Linked DNA regions of Homo sapiens: regions 1, 2, 3, 4, 6 and 7 are each linked to region 5. A link is a contact called in ENCODE Hi-C or POLR2A ChIA-PET data. All regions are on one chromosome and are shown on one strand. The core of a region is the stretch at or near the end of the contact, and the rest is flanking DNA. Distances in the headings are between cores, read along the strand shown. Region 1 holds the start of CCDC88B (coiled-coil domain containing 88B). Region 2 holds the start of TMEM138 (transmembrane protein 138). Region 3 overlaps NRXN2 (neurexin 2). Region 4 holds the start of STIP1 (stress induced phosphoprotein 1). Region 5 holds the start of SLC3A2 (solute carrier family 3 member 2). Region 6 holds the start of DNAJC4 (DnaJ heat shock protein family (Hsp40) member C4). Region 7 holds the start of SF1 (splicing factor 1).

The links. A loop is a pair of places that touch in the nucleus more often than their neighbours do. ChIA-PET counts read pairs that join two places held with the same protein, here RNA polymerase II (POLR2A). Pooled maps may share reads with other maps.
Region 1: a pooled map shows a loop between it and region 5 (5-fold over the local background). The contact joins the promoter of CCDC88B here to the promoter of SLC3A2 in region 5. A Hi-C loop is called at or near these places in 5 of 50 pooled maps. POLR2A ChIA-PET finds 5 or more read pairs at or near these places in 2 of 52 experiments (A673 and T-cell).
Region 2: a loop to region 5 is called in a pooled map, with 6 times the contacts of the local background. The contact joins the promoter of TMEM138 here to the promoter of SLC3A2 in region 5. A Hi-C loop is called at or near these places in 6 of 50 pooled maps. POLR2A ChIA-PET finds 5 or more read pairs at or near these places in 3 of 52 experiments (Panc1, activated B cell and activated T-cell).
Region 3: a map of transverse colon shows a loop between it and region 5 (21-fold over the local background). The contact joins the enhancer-like site here to the promoter of SLC3A2 in region 5. A Hi-C loop is called at or near these places in 1 of 168 maps with a recorded cell type or tissue (transverse colon) and 1 of 50 pooled maps. POLR2A ChIA-PET finds 5 or more read pairs at or near these places in 2 of 52 experiments (WTC11 and activated naive CD8-positive, alpha-beta T cell).
Region 4: a pooled map shows a loop between it and region 5 (9-fold over the local background). The contact joins the promoter of STIP1 here to the promoter of SLC3A2 in region 5. A Hi-C loop is called at or near these places in 1 of 168 maps with a recorded cell type or tissue (posterior vena cava), 2 of 37 single-sample maps with no recorded cell type and 11 of 50 pooled maps. POLR2A ChIA-PET finds 5 or more read pairs at or near these places in 4 of 52 experiments (activated CD4-positive, alpha-beta T cell, activated CD4-positive, alpha-beta memory T cell, activated T-cell and 1 more).
Region 6: a pooled map shows a loop between it and region 5 (4-fold over the local background). The contact joins the promoter of DNAJC4 here to the promoter of SLC3A2 in region 5. A Hi-C loop is called at or near these places in 7 of 50 pooled maps. POLR2A ChIA-PET finds 5 or more read pairs at or near these places in 2 of 52 experiments (A673 and activated naive CD8-positive, alpha-beta T cell).
Region 7: a pooled map shows a loop between it and region 5 (15-fold over the local background). The contact joins the promoter of SF1 here to the promoter of SLC3A2 in region 5. A Hi-C loop is called at or near these places in 6 of 50 pooled maps. POLR2A ChIA-PET finds 5 or more read pairs at or near these places in 2 of 52 experiments (CD4-positive, alpha-beta T cell and WTC11).

The regions. Positions count from the first base shown.
Region 1 is chr11:64,338,391-64,341,631 of GRCh38, forward strand. It overlaps CCDC88B (coiled-coil domain containing 88B), which reads left to right and starts at 1,814. Exons shown (of 27, transcript NM_032251.6): 1 at 1,814-1,936; 2 at 2,217-2,362; 3 at 2,517-2,628; 4 at 2,719-2,788; 5 at 2,880-2,938; 6 at 3,031-3,114; 7 at 3,209-3,241. The coding sequence starts at 1,877. It overlaps LOC102723878 (a long non-coding RNA gene), which reads right to left and starts at 2,402. Exons shown (of 4, transcript NR_188518.1): 1 at 2,151-2,402; 2 at 1,510-1,688. RefSeq lists silencers at 2,353-2,432, 2,453-2,502.
Region 2 is chr11:61,360,586-61,364,046 of GRCh38, forward strand. TMEM138 (transmembrane protein 138) reads left to right here and starts at 1,789. Exons shown (of 5, transcript NM_016464.5): 1 at 1,789-1,835. CYB561A3 (cytochrome b561 family member A3) reads right to left here and starts at 1,297. Exons shown (of 7, transcript NM_153611.6): 1 at 1,148-1,297. RefSeq lists enhancers at 848-1,067, 1,186-1,907, 1,318-1,807.
Region 3 is chr11:64,687,096-64,690,655 of GRCh38, forward strand. It overlaps NRXN2 (neurexin 2), which reads right to left. Exons shown (of 23, transcript NM_015080.4): 5 at 3,310-3,381. Among named protein-coding and RNA genes, the nearest start is that of NRXN2, 34 kb to the right of the region's middle. RefSeq lists enhancers at 745-1,665, 1,805-1,854. Within about 2 kb of position 1,761, at least 25 of the 41 ENCODE cell types and tissues checked have a DNase peak (open chromatin) inside an H3K27ac peak, as active enhancers do; they include transverse colon, where a contact is called at or near this core.
Region 4 is chr11:64,184,581-64,188,102 of GRCh38, forward strand. STIP1 (stress induced phosphoprotein 1) reads left to right here and starts at 1,591. Exons shown (of 14, transcript NM_006819.3): 1 at 1,591-1,690. The coding sequence starts at 1,682. It overlaps LOC124902686 (a long non-coding RNA gene), which reads right to left and starts at 1,101. Exons shown (of 2, transcript XR_007062712.1): 1 at 1-1,101. RefSeq lists enhancers at 1-90, 714-783 and silencers at 904-1,043, 1,744-1,803.
Region 5 is chr11:62,878,837-62,882,272 of GRCh38, forward strand. It overlaps SLC3A2 (solute carrier family 3 member 2), which reads left to right and starts at 2,060. Exons shown (of 9, transcript NM_001013251.3): 1 at 2,060-2,611; 2 at 3,057-3,230. The coding sequence starts at 2,188. RefSeq lists enhancers at 1,382-1,431, 1,801-2,692, 2,082-2,351, 2,336-3,436, 2,772-3,051.
Region 6 is chr11:64,228,564-64,231,797 of GRCh38, forward strand. DNAJC4 (DnaJ heat shock protein family (Hsp40) member C4) reads left to right here and starts at 1,985. Exons shown (of 6, transcript NM_005528.4): 1 at 1,985-2,377. The coding sequence starts at 2,292. NUDT22 (nudix hydrolase 22) reads left to right here. Exons shown (of 6, transcript NM_032344.4): 4 at 684-781; 5 at 915-1,008; 6 at 1,287-1,453. The coding sequence ends at 1,427. It overlaps LOC124902687 (a long non-coding RNA gene), which reads right to left and starts at 2,807. Exons shown (of 2, transcript XR_007062713.1): 1 at 2,605-2,807; 2 at 583-1,474. RefSeq lists a silencer at 2,326-2,385.
Region 7 is chr11:64,777,247-64,780,497 of GRCh38, forward strand. SF1 (splicing factor 1) reads right to left here and starts at 1,296. Exons shown (of 13, transcript NM_004630.4): 1 at 1,116-1,296. The coding sequence starts at 1,146. RefSeq lists silencers at 441-750, 1,011-1,410 and enhancers at 1,073-1,674, 1,651-1,760.

The DNA.
Region 1 (3,241 bases), core at 564-3,063, 1.5 Mb after region 5:
TGGTCTGAGAGTCGTGATGTCTGTGTCTGCCTGCCACCTCCTTCTCTGAGTCCTTGAGAGTTCTACGGAGAGCAGTACTGCTCCAAACATTCCATAAAACAGCCAGGCGCTCTTAAGCCAGCTTTACAATTGTGCAGATGAAGTGGAGCCGAGTTTTCACTCTGCTCTAGGAGTGTCACTGACAGGCCGGGCGTGGTGGCTCACACCTGTAATCCCAGCACTTTCAGAGGCCGAGGTGGGTGGATTGCCTGAGGTCAGGAGTTCGAGACCAGCCTGGCCAACATGGTGAAACCCTGTCTCTACTAAAAACACAAAAAAGCATCTGGGCGTGGTGGCAGGTGCCTATAATCCCAGCTACTCAGGTGGCTGAGGCAGGAGAATTGCTTGAACCCGGGAGACGGAGGTTGCAGTGACCCGAAATTGCACCATTACACTCCAGCCTAGGCGACAGACACAGCGAGACTCCGTCTCACCAAAAAAAAAAAAAAAAAAAAAAAGGGAGTGTCACTGACAAGCCTGGTTCCCTTCCCCTGGGGTTTCCCACCATTTGAGTCCCAGGGCTAAAAAGGGTTCTGCTTGCCTCTAGGATTTCTTCCAAGCTGCTGACACTCTTCTGAAGGATTTGATGCTGGTGCTTTTCAGGTGTGGGTCCTGACAGTGATGTTGGGACGGCAGCTAGCCAGACAGCAACTGTACCATGTAAACTCACTTCAGAGGTGTAGAATGGGGGCTGCGTGAGGCAGCTCATGCCGTCATCTCAGCCCTTCAGGAGGCCAAGGCGGGAGGATCACTTGAGCCCAGGAGTTCGAGACCAGCCCGGGCAACACAGCAAGACTCTGTCTGTACAAAAAACAAGCAAAATAATTAGCCAGGTGTGGTGGCACACACCCGTAGTCCCAGTTACTCAGAAGGCTGAAGTAGGAGAATTGCTTAAGCCCAGGAGGTTGAAGTTGCAGCGAGTTGTGATCTTGCAACTGCACTCCAGACTAGGTCACAGATTCAGACTCTGTCTCTTAAAAACAAAACAAAACAAAAAGTGAAACGTGAACATTAAGCATCTTGGAATAGATAAAACATGCATAATTTCCAATCTTTTTGCTGACCATGCTTCCAGCTGCCTCAGAGCAGTTGCACATTCTGTTCCTGCTGCCTGGAATACCCTCCCTTCCTTTCCACTTTGCCCTGTTAACCCAGCCATCCCTGATCTCATGCGTACTCCAGGATGCCTTCCCTGATCATCCTGCCGAGGTCAAATCCCCTCCCCTTCATAGCACCTAGTATGGCTACAACAGTCTCGAGTGTATAGAGGATGGGGTGGGGTGAGGTCACAGGAATGATGCTCCCTTCTATCTGGGGTTCAAGGGAGGCTTCTTGGAGGAGCATCTGAACCAGGCTTCCCAGGGGATGTGGTTTGGGTAACTTTGAGAAATACTGAAGGGAAAAGAAAGAACGCTGTAGTGAGTGAAGCCTGGCATTTGGGAAGATGGGTGTGTGGGTGACCAAACTCACCACGCAAGGCCCAGAGCCCTTTTGAGGCCCTCGAAGGTCCCAGGCTGGGGTCATCCTCTCCAGTTTCAGTTTGAGAAAACAAGGCCCAGAGAGGTGAAGGGCTGTTCGGTCATTGCCCATGGAGCCAGGGGAGCTGTGGGCCTTCCGCCGCCAACCTCTGGGCTAGCCCTGCAGAGATGCTAGGAGGATGCAGGGAGGTGAGGTGGGGGCTGAGGTAGGACTCAGACTGCCCAGGCCCGCCTGCACCCGGAAGGAGGAAGCTGCACAGGGTGTCTGTGGCTGGCCCCGGGATCCCCCACTCGGGGACTTCCTCTTCCTCTCAGGGCAGGTGCAGCTGCCACAGTGAGACGGGCACCCCGACCCGGGCATGGAGGGGGGCAAGGGGCCCAGGCTCAGAGACTTCCTGAGTGGGAGTCTGGCTACCTGGGTGAGGGGGCAGGTGGCAGCGGGTTGGGGAGGGGAAGTGAGCCCCAGCCAGGGGCTGGTGTTGGCGCTGGCCGGGGGAGGGTGAGGCAGAACCAGGCCGGAGGGGAGGGCTGGGTTCAAATGTGGGGGATGGAGATATGGTGTGGGGGGCTGTGGTGAGGGAAGAGGGGACAGAGGCACTCAGAGGACGGGTGAGAAGGGGTGCTTGGGCTCACTGGGGCAGGTCGGAGGGGCTCAGGGTTCACTCTGCTGGTCGGCTGACCCCTCTGGGCTCCTCACAGGCGCTGGGACTGGCCGGGCTGGTCGGGGAGGCGGAGGACTCGGAGGGGGAAGAAGAGGAAGAGGAGGAAGAGCCGCCCCTTTGGTTGGAGAAGAGATTCCTGCGCCTCAGCGATGGGGCCCTGCTCCTCCGGGTGCTGGGCATCATGTAAGGGGCATCGGGCCGGGGCGGTGGCGGGGAAGGATCTGAGAGGAGGGGAAGCGGGTGGGCGGAGCCTGATGCTCAGTGGGCGGGGCCTGAGGGACGGTGGGCGAGGCCTGTTGACGGGAGGCGGGTCCTCGAGCCCACCTCCGGCTCATAGTGCCCCCAGCTCCCGAGGGGGACCTCGGATGCTCAGAGGCCTTGACGGACCTGCTGCCTGGCGAGTGTGGAACCTGAACCACCTGTGGGGCCGACTGAGGGACTTCTACCAGGTAAGGGGTCTCGAGGGAAAGGCGGAGACAGGAGGGGAAGAGGAGCCCCTTCGGGAAGGCGCCTCATATAGTCTGCCTCTCTGCCTCCAGGAGGAGCTGCAGCTGCTGATCCTGTCGCCACCCCCAGACCTCCAGACATTGGGATTTGACCCTCTCTCAGGTGCTCTCCCCACCCACACCCTCCTGCCTCTGCCCCCGCACTACTCTACCTTCCCCGCCCCAGTTAACCCCTTGTGGCATGTGCCTTGCAGAAGAAGCGGTGGAGCAGCTGGAAGGCGTTCTTCGGCTACTGTTGGGAGCGTCAGTACAGGTGAGCCGGCGGTGGGAAGGAAAGGTTAGGGTCGAGCTTTGGCGGTAGAGGAGGGAGATCCTGCACCAGCTCCCCTTCCTGTCTCCCCTCAGTGTGAGCACCGGGAACTCTTCATCCGCCACATCCAGGGCCTCAGTCTCGAGGTCCAGAGCGAGCTGGCCGCTGCCATCCAGGAGGTACTGAGACGGTTCGGCAGCCCAGACTGGTATGGCACCTGGGACGCCCTTGCCACACCGCGGCTTCCACTGAACTGCTCTTCCTGCGCCCCAGGTGACCCAGCCGGGGGCCGGCGTGGTGCTGGCA
Region 2 (3,461 bases), core at 539-3,038, 1.5 Mb before region 5:
TAACTTCTTGCGAAAAAGGATTCTCCCGGCTGAGCTAAAACAGGTCACATCCAGGGGTAAGAAATGCTAGTTCCCATCCAGCCCTTAGTCTTAGAAAAAGGCTCTACGCAGGCTGGGCGCGGTAGCTCACGCCTGTAATCCCAGCACTTTGGGAAGCCGAGGCGGGCGGATCACATGAGGTCAGGAGTTCGAGACCAGCCTGACCAACATGGAGAAACCCCGTCTCTACTAAAAATACAAAAATTAGCCGGGCGCGGTAGCGGGCGCCTGTAATCCCAGCTACTTGGGAGGCTGAGGCAGGGGAATCGCTTGAACCCGGGAGGCGGAGGTTGCAGTGAGCCGAGATCGTGCCACTGCATTCCAGCCTGGGCGACAGAGTGAGACTCTGTCTCAGAAAAAAAAAAAAGAAAGAAAAAGAAAAAGGCTCTACTCCAAACTCTTGCAGTGTTACTTTTATAATTTAGAACTACAAATAAATGAAGGGGTAGAAAATCAGTTTGTTGCTCTCCCTCCCCGATGGACTGGGGGACTTCAAGAATCTTGAGGACCAGATTTAGGATACAAGCCCTAAACCCTCATCTTACAAATCAAAAACACTGTGACACTGGGGCCCAAAACAAGAAAATGACTTAGCCAAGGTAAGTGGCCGAGCTGGTACAGGAATTCGGGTCCACTCCCTCTCAGCTCTGAGGATTCCTTATTCTCAAAGGTAGCTTCTGTTAAAGTCGGAACATGAGGAGTGAAGGGCTCAATATTCCTGCCAAGGAGGTAGGTGAACAAGTTACCCCTTAGCACCGGAATAATTATAGACCCCGACTTCAGGCTGTGCCTAGGTCCGGCTCAGGTGTCCAAAGAACCGTTCCAGGCACCCGAGGGGTGATCCCTGACTCCTCTGCTGGGTGCTCGTGCCAGCTAACAATGGGTGAAAATTGGGGTGAGGAGCTCCAGGTGCTTTCTGCGTCCTCTGAAGAGCTTTCGTGCCTTTATAACCACCGCGTTGGAAGGAAGAGCGCGGAGAAAGGTGCCCACTTTCTAAAAGAGAAAATTGAGGCCGAGCAAGGGGATCGCGACAGTGCGAAGCGAGATAGCAGCGGAACCAGCATTCGAACCCAGGTCCCTGAACTCCCAGCCCCGGGATCCTTCTCACCCCTAACCACAGTGGGACGAAGTGAGGCCGGGATCTCCGGAACCCGCCTCTCGCTACCAGGCGCCGGAGCTGCCGCTCCCGAGGTTCCTAGGAGATGCAGAAGACACTGCCCTGAATGCCTACAGCCGGCTGGCAATGCCGCCCCAGAGCAGAGCGGCGGGTGCCGCCTCGCCTTCTTATAGGCTCGCAGCACTTCCAGTCGCGCGCGAGGCCTCCTGGGAAGTGAAGTCCGGAGACCAGGGGTGGCCGGCTCCCAGCGCGCCAAGCTGCTAACCCCCTAACTCCCGTTCCTCCTCGGCGTTTCTTCTCCAAGTCCGAAGTCAGGGTCCAGGACTGCTGCGATGCATCAGCCCCGCCTCTCATCCCCCATCCAGAGGAGGCGGAAATGTTCAGGTGAACGCGAAGCCTCCCACTACGAGCCGGCCCTCAGCAAGGCCGTGCGCAGTGTGGGCGGGAGCCCTAAGTCAGCTAGCGGCGACGCTGGGAGGGCCCGGAGCAGGCCGGGCCCCGAACAGCGAAAGCTCCAACATGGCGGCCAGACTGGCCATAGAGCGGGAAGAGAAAGCCGGGGACTAGCAGGCCGCACGGCGCAGACGGGGCCCGCCTCCTCCATTTACTTCCGGAATTTAAAGCCGGCTTCCGGAAGCCGGGACGATGTCCGCATGACAACCGACGTTGGAGTTTGGAGGTGAGAGTGATTGACGAGGAGTGGGTTAAGTGACCAGAAGTCAGAATTTTTGGTGCTGTTGTTTTGGGCTTGGGTTTTATGCTTTGTTGTTGTTTGCCAAGGAAGCCTCGTTTTTAAGTGGATTGGGAAGCGTGAGGAATACTGCCCTAGGTACAAAGGGAAGGCGGCAGGTAGCGGTGGACGAATTAAAGAGCTTCATGAGCTTGTGAGTCTCCACTGCCCTAAACTGGAGGGGATCGTCGTACGTAGAGACAGGCATGGGCGTTTCTGCATAACGGATCCTCAAAACAGCCCTGGATGGTGGCCTATGAGTAGTGGTTAAGAGCACGGGTTTGGCGTCACAGTTATGAAGCCGGGTTCTGCTGACTTGAGACCTGGAGGAATGCCTTGAGCTCTGACTTCTGTGTCCTTTCCTGTAGAATAGGAATAATTCCCACCTTGCAGACTTGTAGGGAGGATTAAAGGAAACGATCTTGGTTGACAAGTTTATCGTGGTGTGAGTACCTAGGTAGTAGCTATCAGTGTTATTTAATGCGGCCGGGCGCAGTGGCTCACGCCTGTAATCCCAGCACTTTGGGAGGCCGAGGCGGGAGGATCACGAGGTCAGGAGATCGAGACCATCCTGGCTAACATGGTGAAACCCCGTCTCTACTAAAAATACAAAAAATTAGCCAGGCGTGGTGGCACGCACCTGTAGTCCCAGCTACTTGGGAGGCTGAGGCAGGAGAATCGCTTGAACCCGAGAGGCGGAGGTTGCAGTGAGCCAAGATCATGCCACTGCACTCCAGCCTGGCGACAGAGCGAGACACTCTCTCTCTCTCTAAAATTTAATGAATGAGGAAACCGCGAACATATGTCCAATAAGGTGGGACTTCACCAGCTGAGGTGGAGGAGGTGCCTTAACCTTCCGGAGCCTCTGTGTAAAATGGGGATAATATACATTGTAATGGCTACTTCTCAAGATGGTTGTAGGATTACGTAAGGTTAGAAATATGAAAAGAGCTTATAAATTGCAAAACATTTTACCGATGCTAATTTAATCGCTAACACTCCAGAGCATTTTGAAATTTCTTTATAGATTTGGCACAGCAGCGGGTCATAGGACACCCCCAGAGCAACTTGTGGGTCTTGGAATAGATGAAAAGAAACAACTGCCACTGTGTTGCAACCATAACCCTAAAGATAAAGCTTTCCAGGAGACCCCTGTTTCCTCTCTGCTTTTTCTGCCTAGGGCACTTCACACTTCTTTGCTGGCATTTTTCCTGCCTAGTTAAATACTAGTCTATCAATTATGTAAGAGACAGCTTAGTCCAGTAGTTAAGAGCACAGACTGTGGACCCGTGCAGCCTGCATCTGAATACTAGCTCTGCCACTTACTAACGACGTGACCTTGGACAAATTATTTTACCTCTCTTGGCCTCAAATTTCTCATCTGTAAAATGGGGAAGGTAATAATGTATTATGTCATCTACCTTGTGAGGTTTAAATAATGTTAGTGCTTGTAGAACACTCCCTGGCACATTGTAAGCAATGTATAAGGATTTGCTGCCATTTTTGTTACCACCGCTACTACATGACCAGGCAGTCATTCTTCTCAGTAATACTACTAGATTCCTTTGGTTAGAG
Region 3 (3,560 bases), core at 511-3,010, 1.8 Mb after region 5:
CACTGGACAGGTGCAGGGCAAACAACACTGGCCGTGAGGGTCTTTATGAAGAGGCCGAGCTAACCAAATGCAGGAATTCTCAATAGATGCTCCCAATGCCCAAGCAAGAACAGGCACAATGCCAGGGTGCATCCAGGGCCACCAGGAAGCACTTGCCTTCCCCTGGTGGAGGCAGGGCTCAGCAGCAGTGCTATGTGTTGAGGCAGTGGGGTGGTGGCGGGGGGGGAGTTTCGGAGTGCAGATTCTGCAGATCCCCTCCCCTCCACACACAGCCTGCTTCTCTCTCTCTAGGCAGGCTGCCCACAGCCTCTGTCCTCACTGCCTCCGGATGCCAAGGCACCAGCTGCTGCCCCAGAGCCTGGCACAGCACTCACTGCAGCTGGCAAGGCCCGGTTTCCTGAGGCCACAGGGCAGCAAGGCTGGTGGGGGCCTGGGCAACATCGGGACAGTCTGAATCCCTTCCTCTGTCTACTTATGGTACCAGCGGGGAGGGCCAGAAAGCAAAAGTGAGGACCCCAGCAGAGACAAGAGGGTAAGGCGGGGAAGAGTGGCAAGGAGGAGGGAAGGAGGGAGGTGGGGCAGAGCCAGGAAAAGGAGAACCATCGCAGAGACAGACAAGAAATGAAGACGGCTCAGGGCTGTGAGGGAGCAAGAAGGGATGAGCGCGGCTATCTGGATAAAGAAAAGGAGCAAGCCCTGCGGGAACAGGTACAGGAGATGGGAAGAGAGCCAGCAACGAAAGTGGACAGGGACCTCTAGGGAACAGAAGCCAAGGCTTTCTGGGGCCTTGCTGTTTCCATAGCAACGAAGCCTGCTGCCCAGGCACTAGGAGAACCAGGGGGCTCAAGGACCAGAAAAAGGAATGTTTGACCTTGGTTTTGCCACATGTACTAGTCCCACCCAGAAGCCATTCCTCCCACTCCCTCACCTTCACTGCAGTCAAAGAAAGTATCATTAAAGAGAGTCAAACAGAAAGAAAGAAAAGAATAAGGCAACCATGTGAGTAAGTGATTGGGACAGAACAAGAGGCCAGCAAAAAGGAAAGAGGCGGGTCTGGGGCTGGACAGTGGCTGCCAAGGCCAAGTGGAGAAACGAGGCCATTTCTCGACTCCTCAGCCCTGCCTCCAGTCTCCTGGGGTGGGTGGCAAAGCTAGCTACTCTGGAGCCTGCGCCTCCACGGGCTCCAGTCCCTTTACCACCGGAGACCTGGGTCAGCCCAGAGACGCCAAGAGGCCTGAGGAGCAGCCAAAGAGAACCTGAAAGCCTTCGAGAAGAGGGACAGAAAAAGAGATGAGCAAGTGTGGAAAGAAAACCCGAAGATGGTGAGGAGAGAGAGAGAGAACCTGAGTAGGGGAGGTCGGAGCATGACTTCAAGGGACTGGTGGAGGGATTCTACTGGGGTGAGCCTGTAGGGGCGGCGGAGGGGCTCAGCAGAGCACAAACAAGATCTGGGCTGAACAAGCCCTGAAGCACCAGGGGGCGCTCTCCCCTATCTCGCCGGTCTGGCGCGACTGGGAACTACAACTCCCAGCAGCGCTTGCACAATTACCGCCCCTAATTGCTCCGGACCGAGAAAGGAAGATAATAGCTGATGCTCGTTTATCTCCCACAGTTGGGGAGTCTGTAGCCCTACAAGTGTCCCCAGTGAATGTGGCTAGAGACTAGTTGTTGTGGTCCTGCATTTCTGAGAACCATGCATGAGGGACAAAGCAGCTGCCTTCTTTCCAGGCCCAGCTCCCAGACCTCCTCTGGGAAGGTCTCCAGCGCCCCCCTCCGCCCTCCCTACTCTCGAGCTCTACAGCTGTCTGTTCTGCTCACTTGGCACTTACTGCCTAATAACATCTTGTACTGCTCCCTGGAGAGGAAATGTGATGTGAGAAAGAAGACCTGGGCGCTAGTGCTGGCTCCACCACCAGCTTTGTGACCTTCGCTGGTCACAAAGCTGGGCTCTAAGTCCCAGCTTCCCCGTCTGGAAAATGGAGCTGATCATCAGGAACTGCACAGGCTGCTGTGGGCACCTCAGAAAGAGAAAGGGTGGGGTCCAGCTTCCTCAACCATAAAGCATCCCACAAATAAACGACTCATGCCAGTTGGTAACTTTCTGCTAGTGTCCTGCCTCTCTCTGTGTCTCCCTCTCTTTCTCAATGATTTTTTTTTTTTTAATGGAGTCTCACCATGTTGCCAGGCTGGTTTTGAACTCCTGGCCTCAAGTGATCCTCCCACCTCGGCCTCTCATAGTGCTGGGATTACAGGCATGAGCCACCGTGCCTGGCCTCAATGAATAAATTAACTCCTCTGAAAAGAGTCTGCACTTTTCATGTACTTTGCATGGACCACACTTTATTGTAGGTGTTAGAACATCAATCAGCCCCTTAGTAACAGAGCCCATTGGCTCATATAAAATAAATTTGCTGAGCACACAGCTACTTATGTGCCAAGAGCTGTGTGAAGCACCGGGGGCATAGGAACAAAAATATCCAATCCCTGGCCTCAAGGAGCTTGGTCTAGTTGGGGAAGCAAACAGGTAAAGTGACAGTTATGATACAGTGTGATGAGCCTTCTAGTGGAAGTGTGGACAAAGTGTGGAAGTGACCAGGTTCACCTGGGGTGTTCAAGGAGACTTCCAGTGTGCATGGCCTGGCTGCTTTTTCAAGAGTCAGACGAAAGAGACACACCAAGTCATTGGGGAGAGGACAAGGATGGCGGAAATCCAGGCAAACAGAAGAGCAGACTAAAGAATGGAAATGGGACTCCATAGCCCCAGTGCTTGGCACCCACTGGAGTTCCTTGAGGACTTGTTATAGTGGCTTGTAAACTTCTTAGGAAAGAGATTGTCTTAAGAAAGGCAGCCTCAGTACAGAAAAAGGAGCTAGAGCCCCCAAGCAGGCTTAAAGGCCCTGTGCTGGCCACAGCTCCCAATCAGAATTTCCCTGGACTGGGCACCTAGCAGGCTTCCAGAATTTGATGGTTAAATTGGGGTTGCCGTGCTGCCTGGTTGCCTTAACAAAGAAACAGATACTTCCTAGGGATCAGCCTGAACAACTGCCACATAAAAAGATACCTGTGTTCTAGAAAGAAGTCATCAGAACAACTGGGCTTTGCGAAAGAAATGGAGGTTTGTGGCCCTTCACATCAGGGCAGCTAATGGGGCCTTTGGAATGGCACTCGGGGAGCAGACCCATCACTTCCCACAGGCCTCAGAGAGGACAAGGGGATGTGCCTGCGTTGACTTGGCTTCCCCCCAGGAAGCACAGTTAGCCTGCAGCAGGATGAGGGCTGGGCTCTCTGGGGACCATGGGGGTCACTGACCTTTTGTTGGCTGGTGCACATCGCCGGCTCCTCCTCTCCCGGCCCCCCCCTCGGAGAACAGTAAGGACCCTACTGGAGAAGCAGAATTGGGGAGTCAGGCACAGGGGGTACCGAGCCAGTCCCTCCCCAGCCTTGAGGGGATGAAGGGCCCTCTCCAGGGTGGAGGTGCTGCTTGCACGGACAGGGGAGGAGAGGCTTTTCTGGGGACTCCCTTGCCTTCAAGACCTCTAAGGAAGGAGCCGCTTGACAAA
Region 4 (3,522 bases), core at 341-2,840, 1.3 Mb after region 5:
TAACCCCAGGTACTTGGGAGGCTGAGGTGGGAGGATGGCTTGAGCTCAGGAGGTTGAGGCTGCAATGAGCTGTGATGGCGCCACTGCACTCCAGCCTGGGAGACAGTGAGATTCGACTCCGTCTCAAAAAAAAAAAAAAAAAAAAAAAAAAAAAAGCAGGCGGTTAGATTGCACAGGCCCTGAACCCCATCCTAAAGCCTCCAGCACTTTCAAGTGAGGGATTACCAGGTTTGCGGATCTGCTGCAACTTGGCTGCAGTGTCCAAAATGGGTGGGGCAGGTGGAATTAAAGATGAGGCTGTGGAGACAAGCTACTGGCAGAGAGGACACACTTTAAACCCTGGGAAGATATCATTACCCAGAGAGGGGGAAGGATGAGGACACTGCAGAGCCCAACATCATCGCCAGACCCGAGTCATGCGGCTCCTTTGTTCCAGGAACCAAGGCTGACCCTAGAAGCAATAGCAGCATTTTCACTCCGCAGGTGCATCTCTTCCACGCTTTGGGGTGCCTGCCCTGCCTCCGACTTCTGGGGCTGGGATTTAAGGCCCTACCAGGGCACAGCTCGCCAGCTCACAGGCGGTCAACTACTGATTCAGTTCTTCGTCTCCTTCACTCCTTTACATCGGACTCACGAGGGCTGAGGGGCAGCTCCCTTTCGTTAAGTGCTTCCCGCGTGCTCAACACCGCACGAATTCCCCTCGGCCCTACAGGACCAAACGACCGGCGCGCTGAGAAAGGGTGTGCGGTTCCACTGAGGACGCCCAAGCGGGACAGCCGGGCCCGCCGCGGTGAGATCCCCGGCCTGTCCAGCCCAAGCCCAAGCGCCCTCGCGGTCACGTGGCATTTCCGGAACATTCAGAACCTAACAGCCAGGAGGCAGGAGGGCCGGGCCGAGGCCGGAGCGCTGGACAACGCGGGTAGCTGGCGCTCGAGGGACAGGCAGCTCCCACCGGCTAGGACCCCCATCCCGATGCGCGGGCGAAGGGCTGGGGCCCTGTGCCGCTGGCGATCCCGGGGACCGCCTGGAACTCGCGGCACTCGGGAGCGAGAGGGAAAGCAACCCAGAGGCCCCGCAGCCGCCGGCGACACAGCTACAGACCCCGACTGCAGCCGGTACTCCCATATATCAGGGGCGGGGCGAAACCCGGCCTTTTGAAGGGCAGCGATTTAAACCAATCAGCGCAAAGAGTTGGCAACCCTCCGCCCAATTGGAATCGCTCTCATTCTGAAGGCGGTTCCGACATGGAGTCCGGCAGCCCAATGGGAGAGGTGGAAATTTCCAGAACGATCAGAACCAATGGGCGCGGCCAGCGCGGCTACGATTGGCAGTGCAAAAGACCAATCCGTGTCGCAGAAGTTCGCTCCTCCCTCCATTCGTGGAGCCTGAGATGGGTGGGTTTATAGAGGAGCGCCCAATCCTGAGGTGCGGGGGAGGCAGGGTTGAGGGAATTACTCCCCGCTGTCCAATGAGAAGGAAGTGGAGATGATGGGCTGGACCTCAAGCCAATAGTAGAGCAGCACAGACATTCCCCCTAGAAGAACTCGACCAGTGAGCAGGCGAGGAAGGGGCGGGAGCCGGGGTCCCGGTAGCTTCTAGTAGGTTCCAGAAGGCGGCGCGTGCGGTTGGGAACGCGGAGCGGACGGATTCGATTCAACGGGGTTCCGGACCGCGCTGCGCTATGGAGCAGGTGAAGGGGGAGGGGCGGGCTGAGGCCCCGAGCCTGCTCGGGGACCGGCGGTGGCCAGGCCGCGGTAGGGGGGCGGGGCGGGCGCCGGATCCAGGAGACCGGAGCTCGGCGCTGGGGCCGGACGGGGCGGCGGCGGGGAGGTGAGGGCCGCGGGCGGCGGGCGGGAGCGGGATCTTTAGCGAGGCCGGCCGCGGGGAGCGCCCATCGCCCCCTGGTTGGGCGAGGAGGGCCCGGCGGAGGCCACAGCTTGGGTGAGTCCGGCCGGCGGCGGGAAGAGGGGTCGCGACCGGGCCCTGAAGGCGTCCCGAGGGGGCGGCTGCGGGCCATGTTGGGGAGGGTGCGGGCCGCAGGGGGCGGGGTGGAGGTGGGCCGGGGGCCGGGGTCCGCACCCGCGAGGTAGCCCTCCGGGAGATCTCAGACGGCCGACGGAGAAACCGCTCGGGACTTAGCCACGAGGAACTTGGACGGATCCAGGGAGCGGGGACGGGGATACACTGGGAGTAGCCGAGGATCTTAGCAGCCTGGGATGCAGTTGGGGCAAATGTTACTCTTCTACATCTGAGAAGGTCAGGGTGGGAGAGCGTTGAGCGGGGGTCTGAGGAGCGACAGACCGACTCTACCTGATGCGGGAAAGGGAAGGGTGCCGCAAAAGTCCTTGGGACGAATTCCATCTCTGACAGTGTTTTACAAATGTATTGCGGCCCCTCCCCCTCTTTTTGTATGCTTGTGTGTGTGATTGTCGAGTGACCGAGGACCAACACTTCCGAAAGGTGGGTCTGAAAGATGGGTTTCTGACGACCCGGGGGTGGTTGTAGACAATTTACAGAGATCAACCGCTGGAAGTTATGGGCCTCTACTGAGCATTTGAGGGGCCGAGTTTGAAGCGGTTGCTGCTTCCTTTCAGTGACTTGGTTATGTCCTCAGTAGCTTGCGGTTATGAAAGGCCTAGAGGTTTTGTTCGATTTGAAGCTGTCATTGAGCTGTAATGATTCATCGGAAGAAAAAGGACAAAACAACCTCCAAGAAACCTCTACCAACCTCCGAGAAATCATCCTCCCGCTCGGGAGTACTACTGTCTTCGCTCCGGGCCCATAACACTTGGGGGTGACAATTCTGAAACTATACCTGGTATCTGGTTCTTACTTCAGGGCCATAAAACTAAGATCGCCCACACTCTCCCCTTAAATAAGACATCTCGATGGACTAGTGACTACCATCCTTTTTTTGGTGTGAGCTACAGAGCTGAGCCTTTGGTCTCTTGTAGCAGTTGCTGCTTTAGGCAAAGCTCGAGCTTCCTTGCTGTATTAAAAAGAGTGGAAATGAAGTTAGTAAACTTTTTTGTGCCCATATAATATTTCAGTTGTATCTAGGGTTAAATGGGCTGTAGTATAGGTGAGGAAAAGATTTCTGGAATAAGACGTTGCTCTTTTACCTTTAAGAAAGGATCTGGGGCCGGGCACCGTGGCTCAGCCTGTAATCCCAGCACTTTGGGAGGCCGAGGCAGGCGGATCACGAGGTCAGGAGATCGAGACCATCCTGGCTAGCACAGTGAAACCCCGTCTCTACTAAAAATACAGAAGAAAAATTAGCCGGGCGTGGTGGCGGGAGCCTGTAGTCCCAGCTACTCGGGAGGCTGAGGCAGGAGAATGACGTGAACCCTGGGGGCAGCTTGCAGTGAGCCGAGATTGCGCCACTGCACTCCAGCCTGGGCCATAGAGCGAGACTCCGTCTCCCTCCAGCCTGGGCCACAGAGCGAGACTCCGTCTCAAAAAAAAAAAAAAAAAAAAGGATCTCGGCTGGGCGCAGTGGCTCACGCTTATAATCCTAGCACT
Region 5 (3,436 bases), core at 810-3,309:
CAATCTTGGCTCACTGCAACCTCTGCCTCTCGGGTTCAAGCGATTCTCATGCCTCACCCCTCCAAGTCTGGGACTACAGGCGTGTGCTACTATGTCCAGTTAATTTTTGTATTTTTAGTAGAGATGGGGTTTCACCATGTTGGCCAGGCTGGTCACGAACTCCTGACCTCAAGTTATCCGCCACCCTCAGCCTCCCAAAGTGCTGGGATTACAGGTGTCAGCCACCACACCTGGCCTGTTAGTTTTTTTGAGGCAGAGTCTTGCTCTATCACCCAGACTGGAGTGCAGTGGCCCATTCTTGGCTCACTGCAACCTCTACCTCCTGGGTTCAAGCGATTCTCATGCCACAGCATGAGAAGTGGGATTACAGGGATTAGTAGGTGGGATTACAGGTGTGAGCCACCACACCCAGCCAGGCCCAGATAATTTTAAAATTTATTTTTTTATTTATTTAGAAATGGAGTCTCACTATGTTGCCCCGTCTGGTCTTAAACTCCTGGCCTCAAGGAATCCTCCCTCCTTGGCCTCCTAAAGGGCTAGGTGACAGGCATGAGTCACACTGCGCCCAGCCTTGAGCTTTTGTGCTCGAGATATAGTCCATTCAGAACCTCTGGTTGGCACTTCTTATCTGGCACATGCAGGGCACCTTGGATCTCTTATTATCTTTGAGCACTGGTCTGAACCCACTTGCTTGCCTTCTCCCAGGGGCTGCCCCGTGCACCCCTTGTTCCTAGGGTGGGGATGGGGTTGGATGCCTGGGGTTGCAGAGGGGACTAGCAGAGGGTGACCCTTTTCTCTATGCTATTACTTCAGATCTTGGCTTTTGCTTTCTTCCAAATACACAGCAATCTTGGCTTCCAGCCTAGGTGGGAAAGGGAGAAAGAACCGATTTCCTCCAGCTCCTCTCTGAAAGTAGCCCAACTGGCACTGTTTAGGAACAAGGAGTTCCTGAGAGTGTTGGCACCCCACGGTGTTGATGTCCGGTAGTTCCCTGCTGTGAACCCTGTCTCTGCCCCACTTCAATCCAAGGACCCTGTGGAGGGAATTCTAGGCTTCTTCAAAGCCTCTGCAGTACCAGCTGCCTCCAAGGCCTAACATAGTGAAGTGATAGGGAGACAGGACCTTGGGGGAGTTTGGGGATAACTGTGGGAGTTCCTGCAAGGTGGGTAAGAGTCTGGCCATGGCATCTTCTGGTCTATTCCACAAAAAAGGTGGATGCCTCTGAGACCTAGCTCTGTTATGTTCATTACAGCCCTATCAGTCTCTTCTGGATGTCTGATTCCTAGCTGCCAAACATCCAGGTGCTAGCAGCTGGGGGTGGGGTAGGATAAGAAGGGGGGTGTCTACCTCAACCTTCCTGCCCAAACCATTCATTTTAAAGTACTGTGAAGAAGGCTGGATTAGTGTTAAATTCAATAAAGTTAACAAAGCAAAGTATTGTAGTGAGTACACAATAAATAGTTGCTGCATGAGGAATTTCTTGAAATGAATTCAAGATGAGTCTTGAAAAACGAGTGGGAGTAAGCCGTGCACGGAAGCAGAGGTCTAGCAGAGGTCTAGCGCCAAGTCCCAGAGGCCTGAGAGGGCAAGCCTTGGTGGGGGAAAAGGCAGAAGTTGTGACTGGCTGCCTCTGAGAGTGCAAGTAGCCATGCAAAGTTGGGAAAACCAGACGGCGGCCGGAGCCGTGAACCAGGGGCAAATGGAGGATGGTGTTGGGGTAGTCACTAGCCTGCCGGAATGGAAGAAGAGGGGCGTTTGGGGGCGGTAAGGCCTAAAGGACACTGGAGGGGCCTCGGGATTTGGGGCAGGATCACAGGCCTAGTCCACTTAAAGGTGGCTCCGTGCCAGGCCTTCCCAGAATCAGGTTGAAAAGAACTTTAGGGTTAGACAGGTTGGAGATGAGAAATTGGACCATGCAGGAAGTACTGTCGGAGGCGTGTTCCTGACTTTACTACCCTGAGCCGCCCACGGCTGGGGCAGTCCCCGAGGTTCCACCTTAAGGGGCGGGCCGGGGCGGGGCTCCGCTGCCCCTTCCCAGAGGCCGCGCCTGCTGCTGAGCAGATGCAGTAGCCGAAACTGCGCGGAGGCACAGAGGCCGGGGAGAGCGTTCTGGGTCCGAGGGTCCAGGTAGGGGTTGAGCCACCATCTGACCGCAAGCTGCGTCGTGTCGCCGGTTCTGCAGGCACCATGAGCCAGGACACCGAGGTGGATATGAAGGAGGTGGAGCTGAATGAGTTAGAGCCCGAGAAGCAGCCGATGAACGCGGCGTCTGGGGCGGCCATGTCCCTGGCGGGAGCCGAGAAGAATGGTCTGGTGAAGATCAAGGTGGCGGAAGACGAGGCGGAGGCGGCAGCCGCGGCTAAGTTCACGGGCCTGTCCAAGGAGGAGCTGCTGAAGGTGGCAGGCAGCCCCGGCTGGGTACGCACCCGCTGGGCACTGCTGCTGCTCTTCTGGCTCGGCTGGCTCGGCATGCTTGCTGGTGCCGTGGTCATAATCGTGCGAGCGCCGCGTTGTCGCGAGCTACCGGCGCAGAAGTGGTGGCACACGGGCGCCCTCTACCGCATCGGCGACCTTCAGGCCTTCCAGGGCCACGGCGCGGGCAACCTGGCGGGTGAGTGCAGCGCGCCCCCGTCCCGGGTACCTCCGGTTGAATCTGGTGGCTTGCACCGACCCCCTCCCCTGTCCCCAGACGGATCTAGATGGTTCTTCCCTCCATCCCGTACCGACGACTGTTCCCCCTTCCCCCACCCCCTCCCCGGCACATTGTCCTTCCCTCCTTTCTTTGAAGAAAGCCGACCCGCCCCTCACTCCGTCACGAGGGTGGGTGACTCAGCGTCCTCCTTCCCCGCGGCGCCAGAAGCCAGTTGCAACCGGTTTCTGAAGTAATGTGCAGGACTCCTTACATCAGCTCCTCTGAGTCTCGTGATTCAGCCTTGCCTCCCTCTCTCCCCCTTTGCCCCCTCCCCGTCCCACCCTTAGGCGCTGGGAGAAGGGAGGGTGGGGAGGTCAGGGGCCTCTCAGAGGGGCCTCACTTGTTAACCCAGCCCCCATTTCAGGTCTGAAGGGGCGTCTCGATTACCTGAGCTCTCTGAAGGTGAAGGGCCTTGTGCTGGGTCCAATTCACAAGAACCAGAAGGATGATGTCGCTCAGACTGACTTGCTGCAGATCGACCCCAATTTTGGCTCCAAGGAAGATTTTGACAGTCTCTTGCAATCGGCTAAAAAAAAGAGTGGGTATCCTGGGGTTCCCAAGGAAACAGCTAGAAAGGACTTGGCCAGAGGAAAAGTAGGCTAGAACTTTTGTCTGGTTTCCTGCTAACTGGCTCTGAGTTTTCCTAGGGCAGGTAGAGGGGAGATTTGTTAGTCTTCAGCCTAAAATGGATTTGTCCAGTCGTCTGGGGGCTTTCTACTTGGCTGTGGAATCTTGAGCAGGTCA
Region 6 (3,234 bases), core at 735-3,234, 1.3 Mb after region 5:
TGAGGCAGGAGAATGGCGTGAACCCGGGAGGCGGAGGTTGCAGTGAGCCGAAATCGCGCCACTGCACTTCAGCCTGGGCGACAAAGCGAGACTCCGTCTCAAAAAAAAGAAAAAGGAGTAAGTGTGGCAGGGTGTGGTGGCTCACACCTGTAATCCCAGCACTTTGGGAGGCCAAGGCCAGCGGATCACCTGAGGTCAGGAGTTCGAGACCAGCCTGGCCAACATGGAGAAACCCCATCTCTACTAAAAATACAAAAAATTAGCCAGGCGTTGTGGCGTGCACCTGTAATCCCAGCTACTCAGGAGGCTGAGGCAGGAGAATCACTTTAACCTGGGAGGCAGAGGTTGCAGTGAGCTGAGATCGTGCCACTGTACTCCAGCCTGGGCGACAGAGCGAGACTCCATCTCAAAAAAAGAAAAAAAGAAAAAGGAGTAAGTGGGAGTCCCAGTCACTAAATTGACTTCTCTTGGGTGACCTTGGGCAACGTGTTCAATCTCTCTGGTTTTGGTGTACCTGTAAAACAAACATGCCCATCATCTGACATTCTGTAATGCTGGGTCCTTGATCTACAAGCTATAAAATGCTGTACACAGGTAACAGGCGGTTTTTCATTGAGACGGGCAGGGATGTGGGCAGTGGCATTGATAGGTGGGACCTCCCCCCACCCCACCCTCCACCGCAGGTGAACCTGCCGCTGCTCACCCTGAGCCAGCCCCTGCTGTTGGGCATCGCCCGAAATGAGACCAGTGCTGGCCGAGCCAGTGCCGAGTTCTATGTCCAGTGAGTAGGCTCGGGTACATGATCCTGGGTCTTGGGAAGGTGGGTGGTGAGGAGTGGGCTGAGGCAGCTGTGGCTCCACAGGTACCCCGCAGGGGCTGGTCACCCACTAAGCCACCCTTGTGTTCTTGTCCAGGTGCAGCCTGACTTCTGAGCAGGTGAGGAAGCACTACCTGAGTGGGGGACCCGAGGCCCACGAGTCTACAGGAATCTTCTTTGTGGAGACACAGGTGCAGAGTGACAAACCATCTTGCTTGGAGGCCAGGGCTGGGGCCTGCAGAGGCCTGGCAATGCATATCTTGTAGGGGAGGTGTTGGCTGGGTCACAATTCCCTCCAGAGTCACAAGATTTGCCCTCAGTGCAAGGGAAAGGTCCAGGGACATGTTCAGCCCCTTAACATGCCTCCCTAAGGACAGTGCAGAGGTCTCTGAGGCTCAGGAATTCTGGGCACAGCCCTGGCAGGAGAAGTGGCAAGCTTGAATGCCTGGGTCTCGTTGTCTCCCCACAGAACGTGCAGAGATTGCTCGAGACGGAGATGTGGGCTGAACTCTGCCCCTCGGCCAAAGGCGCCATCATCCTCTACAACCGGGTTCAGGGAAGTCCCACTGGAGCGGCCCTAGGGTCCCCAGCCCTACTCCCGCCGCTCTGAAAATAATAAACGACTTTATTCTTGGATTCCGTTGGCATCTGCTATTTCTGTAACAGAGAGGAGCAATGGGCCCTGAGTGTGTAAGGCAGGACAAGTGACTTGGGAAAAAAAAAAAAAAAAACCCGCCCAGCCTGTGTCCCCCTCTGCAAGCAGGGGATAAGAACTGTGCCTCCCTTTCTTTGCTGGCTCCAGAGAGGCTCCGGGGCGGAAGCAGCTCCGTAAGATATACCTCGCTGCAGAGGGGAGCAACAGCGGAACGGAGACACGGTGGCCGGGCCGAAAACGTCACAAAGCCGCAGAGAGCGGGCTCTGTCCCGCCCGCTCCCCAGGTGGGCGCCCGCGCCTGTCCAGCGAGTCCGCAGGCTGGGGGACCGGAGGCACCAAAGGCCAATAGACATGTAGGGGCGGGGTCTCCACCGATTTTTTTTTTTTTCCTGACAGGTGGACGTGGTCTTGGCATCCACGCCAATGAGAATGTGAGGGCGGGGCCTGAATAGACGCAGGAAATGGCGACGGCCGCGGGTCTGTGAGCAGCGGGGGCGGGGCCTGGTTGTGGCCCCTCCTTCTCCCGTCCCCAAGTTCCCTGGGTGGGAACGGGGTCTTGGGGTCCCTGGCTGGGTGGCCAGACCCCGAAGCCAGCGCTGGGAAGGGCTGCGGATGCCCGGGTCAGAGGAAGGGGCAGGTCCAAGGACACGCGGGTCTGGTCCTGGGCAAGAACCGCCCCCTCTCCGGGCCTGCTTCAGTCTTCCTTTGCAGAACAACGGGCCAGGCCCCTTCCCTCTGCCCCCGGGTGCTTGAAGTCTAGCCCCATCCTGGTCCAATGCGCTCTTGGTAGCCTCCTTTCCCAGCTGCCCGCCCGCCGCCATGCCGCCCTTACTGCCCCTGCGCCTGTGCCGGCTGTGGCCCCGCAACCCTCCCTCCCGGCTCCTCGGAGCGGCCGCCGGGCAGCGGTGAGTTGGGCGCGGGGGGCCGGCCCGGTTGTTCAATGGGTTTCTGTTTGCCCTACGTGCTGAGTTAGTTGTGGTCTCTACTCCGTGTCAGGAGGCTCCCAGGTTTGTCTCAGGTAACCCTCGCCTTCCCTGCTGAGGATCAGAGATAGAGAAGACCCCCAAGGTCATACACCGATTTAAGCGGCAGAGGAGGAAGTTTGAGTCCAGGTCAAACCCAACGCTCTTACCACAGCTCTAGTGGTTTCCAAGCATCGCTGTATCACTGTGCATAACCCTCTGTGGGGGGTGGGAGATGGGGAGGTGTCGGGTACAAAATCCAGATTCCTGGGCTCTGCTCTGGAGATTCTGAACTGGAGGAATCAATTGGGTGGGGGTCAGGAATCAGTTTCTTTCTCTTTTTCCTTTTTTTTTTTTTTTTTTGAGATGGAGTTTCGCTCGTTGCCCAGGCTGGAGTGCAATGGAGCAATCTCGGCTCACCACAACCTCCGCCTCCCGGGTTCAAGCGATTCTCCTGCCTCAGCCTCCCGAGTAGCTGGGATTACGGGCATGCACCACCACGCCCGGCTAATTTTGTATTTTTAGGAGAGACAGGGTTTCTCCATGTTAGTCAGGCTGGTCTTGAACTCCCGACCTCAGGTGATCCGCCCTCCTCGGCCTCCCAAAATGCTGGATTACAGGCGTGAGCCACCGCGCCTGTCCAGGAATCAGTTTTTTCCAACAAGTTTTTGGACTCCACTTTGAGAAATCCTGACCTGCACTATGCCTGAAACACTCCAAAGGGGGTGCTGATCTGGAGACAGATCTGTCCTGGGACCTGTTTCAGCCCTGTCAGCTCCTGGTGGCTGAGTTGAAGGGTG
Region 7 (3,251 bases), core at 46-2,545, 1.9 Mb after region 5:
TACAATAGCAGCCAAGTTCTCCTTTCCCCGTACATAGGCAGAAACTCCCTACATTTGCCACAAAAGAGTCCTTCTATTTCCCAAGGGGTACAGGATCAGAGGGAAAAGCTTTTTAAAACAAAGCGACAGGGCAGCCGATCAGACTGAGATCTAAACATACTGAACAGATTTAAAAAAAAAAACAAACTAAAATTCTCTCCCCAAAAGAGACCAAGAAAGATCAGACCCAACCATCATCTGAAGCATGCCAACCTCTCCCGGATGAAAACCCTGCCTTGCTGTAGAAGCAGAGGAGCTATCCTTGGTACGGTTCCCATTCTGGTTCCTCAAGACCAGAAGGGAGTCGCTGCACGTCATCAGGTGAGGCTTTCACGCCCTGCTGGCATTCACAGCTAGCACCCCGTCCAGCGCTGAACACCCGCCACCCCTGTTCCCGACACCAGCGGACTGGACAGCAATAGTGGGCCCCCAGTCTATACAGTTGCGCCGCACAGCCCGGCCACCTCACTGCGTCTGCGCACAGAGCGCCTCCCGCCCGCCCAGCCCTCCCCCCACAGCGCGCGTGCGCACTCGAGGCCCTAGAACCAGGCCGCGCGCGCCCAGGGGCGCCTCCGCCCGGGCCTCCCCGTGCGCGCACGCGCGCCCCTGCCGCGTGCAGCCGCCGTCGCCGCCGCCGCGCGCCCCTCAGGCGGCCGGGCCCGTCCGCGCGACGCCTCTCGCGCTCTCTCGGCCCGACTCACCTCCTCCGCCGCCGGCCGGGCCCGGCTGCTGGTCCTTACGCGGCGGCTGGGGTGGCGGCGGCTGCGGCGGCGACACGCGCTGGTAGAGCGGCGGCGGAGGGGGCGGCTGCGGCGGCGGGTACGAGGCGCCGGGGGACGGTGGCGGTGGAGGCGGCGGCGGCTGCTGGGGAGGCGGAGGGGGCGGCGGCGGAGGCGGCGGAGGCAGCGCCGCGAAGGGGAAGGCCGCGGTCAGGGCCCCCATCGAGCCCACGGGCGGGGGCGGCGGCGGCCCGGGAGCCAGCAGCCCCGCCCCAGGCCCGGGTGCAGGCGGAGGGCCCGGCTCGAAGCCTCCTTTGGGCCCGGGGAGCGGGGGCAGCCCGGGGGGGCCCAGCTTACCCAACGGCGTGGCGTTCGCTCCGGTCGCCATGGCGCCCCCGGGGACAGGCACCGGCACCTGCTTTTCCTCTGCGGCGGCTTCTCCTTCGCAAGCCTCCCGGGGGGAGGGGACCCGAATGCGCTGCCGGAGCGCGCGGAGCCCGTCCTCTCACGCGGCGGGCGGCGGCGGCGCGAGACGCACAAAGAGGGAGGAGAGAGGGCACCGCGGGGGCGGGCCGGGGGCGGCGGGGCCGGGGCCTGGATTGGGCCGGGCCGAGGCGAAGGGTCGAAATCGGCGGCCTCCGATTGGCGGAGCCTCAGTCCTTCTTGATGCGCGCTGGGATTGGCCGAACCGTTAGGCCAAGCGAGGAAATGGCGGCGGAGTTCGGTGGGCTGGGAGGTGTCGCAGCGCGCACTTCATTTGTTACTGCGTGAACTGAGCTCCGAGTCCAGAAAGGAGGGGATGGGGTGGGGCGAACTCTATGACGGAGCGACGGCGAGCTCTCTCATTGGCTGCGGTGGTGGACTCAATCAATCTCGCCTGCGTTGTAGTGTCGCGGGATTGGCTGTCGCTGGTTCCAGCCTTTTTCTACTCCCCTCCCCCAGGGGGCAGTTTCTCCGGGATTAAGCGAGAGTCGCGGCGGAAAAGGCCCAGCCGGAACGAGATTTACGGCGGGGGAGTCCTGGAGCAGGAAGTGCGCATGCGTAGATGGAGCAAAACCGCCTCTCCACCCGTCTCCCTTCACCATCGACCCTTGGGTCCAGCAAGGAAGCCCTAAGTGACGTCAACCTTTGTTCCCATGGTAACGCAGAACCTTGGGGCGGGAGCAGGGGAGGGGCTGGCGCGCGCCGGAAAACCGGCTCAGTTGACGCTGCAGGTAAAAAGACTTCCTGTTTTTTTGGAAAAAAAAAAAAAAAAAAAAAGTGACCCAAAAAGCTACGAATAGAGACGACTTATCGAAGGATTTAAAACAGTATTTGAACTGATGCAACAACATATTAGATGAAAGGTAACAGAAGGTTGTCAGTTCAAAAATTACAAATACACACTTCTATTGGAATCTCCACGGAGTTCAGAGGATTTAATTAAATGATCTTAAAATCGTATAAAACAATAACTACGGCCGGGCGCGGTGGCTCACGCCTGTAATCCCAGCACTTTGACAGGCCGAGGCGGGCGAATCACAAGGTCAGAAGGTCGAGACCAGCCTGACCAACATGGCGAAACCCCGTCTCTACGAAAAATACAAAAATTAGTTGGGTGTAGTGGTGCACTCCTGCAATCCCAGCTTCCCAGGAGGATGAGGCAAGAGAATCGCTTGAACCCGGGAGGCGGAGGTTGCAGTGAGCCGAGATGGGGCCACTGCACTTCAGCCTGGGTGACAGAGCGAGACTGTCAAAAATAAAAATAAAAATAACTACTACAGTACTGGGAAAACTTTACAAGACGGAGCAGGAGCTTGCCTTTCCAGATGACAAACATAGTATATAAAACACAATAGGCCAGTGCCAAGGCACTGGGAGGCCAAGGCGGGGGGATCACCTGAGGTCAGGAGTTCGAGACCAACCTGACCAACACGGTGAAACCCCCGTCTCTACTAAAAGTACAAAAATTAGCCGAGCGTGGTGGCAGACGCCTATAATCCCAGCTTCTCAGGAGGCTGAGGCAGGAGAATTGCTTGAACCCAGGAGGCGGAGGTGTAGTGAGCTGAGATCGCACCACTGTACTCCAGCCTGGGCAACAGCATGAGACTCCGTCTCAAAAACAAAAAACCACAATAATAAAACAATATGATATTGTTGGTAGGAAAGACACATTAGTGCAACAGAATCCGGAAATACCACAAATGTAGTATTTTATTTCAATCAGGAAAAGATGATTTCGTTGATAAATGGCGTAGAATCTTAAATTTAAACAACAAAACATTTAGAATATAATTTAGGAGACTATAAGGGTATTCTAGGGGTTGAGAGACTGCAAAGACAGGAACCTCAAACTGTAAAAAGATATACTTGATTACCCCGAAAATTAACACTGATAAAAGTCAAGAGACAATGATAGATGAGGAAAAAATATTTGCCATACATGATAAAGAGCCAATACCTGTAATATACAAATACATCTTAAAAACTAATTAGAAAAAAGGCAAAAACAAT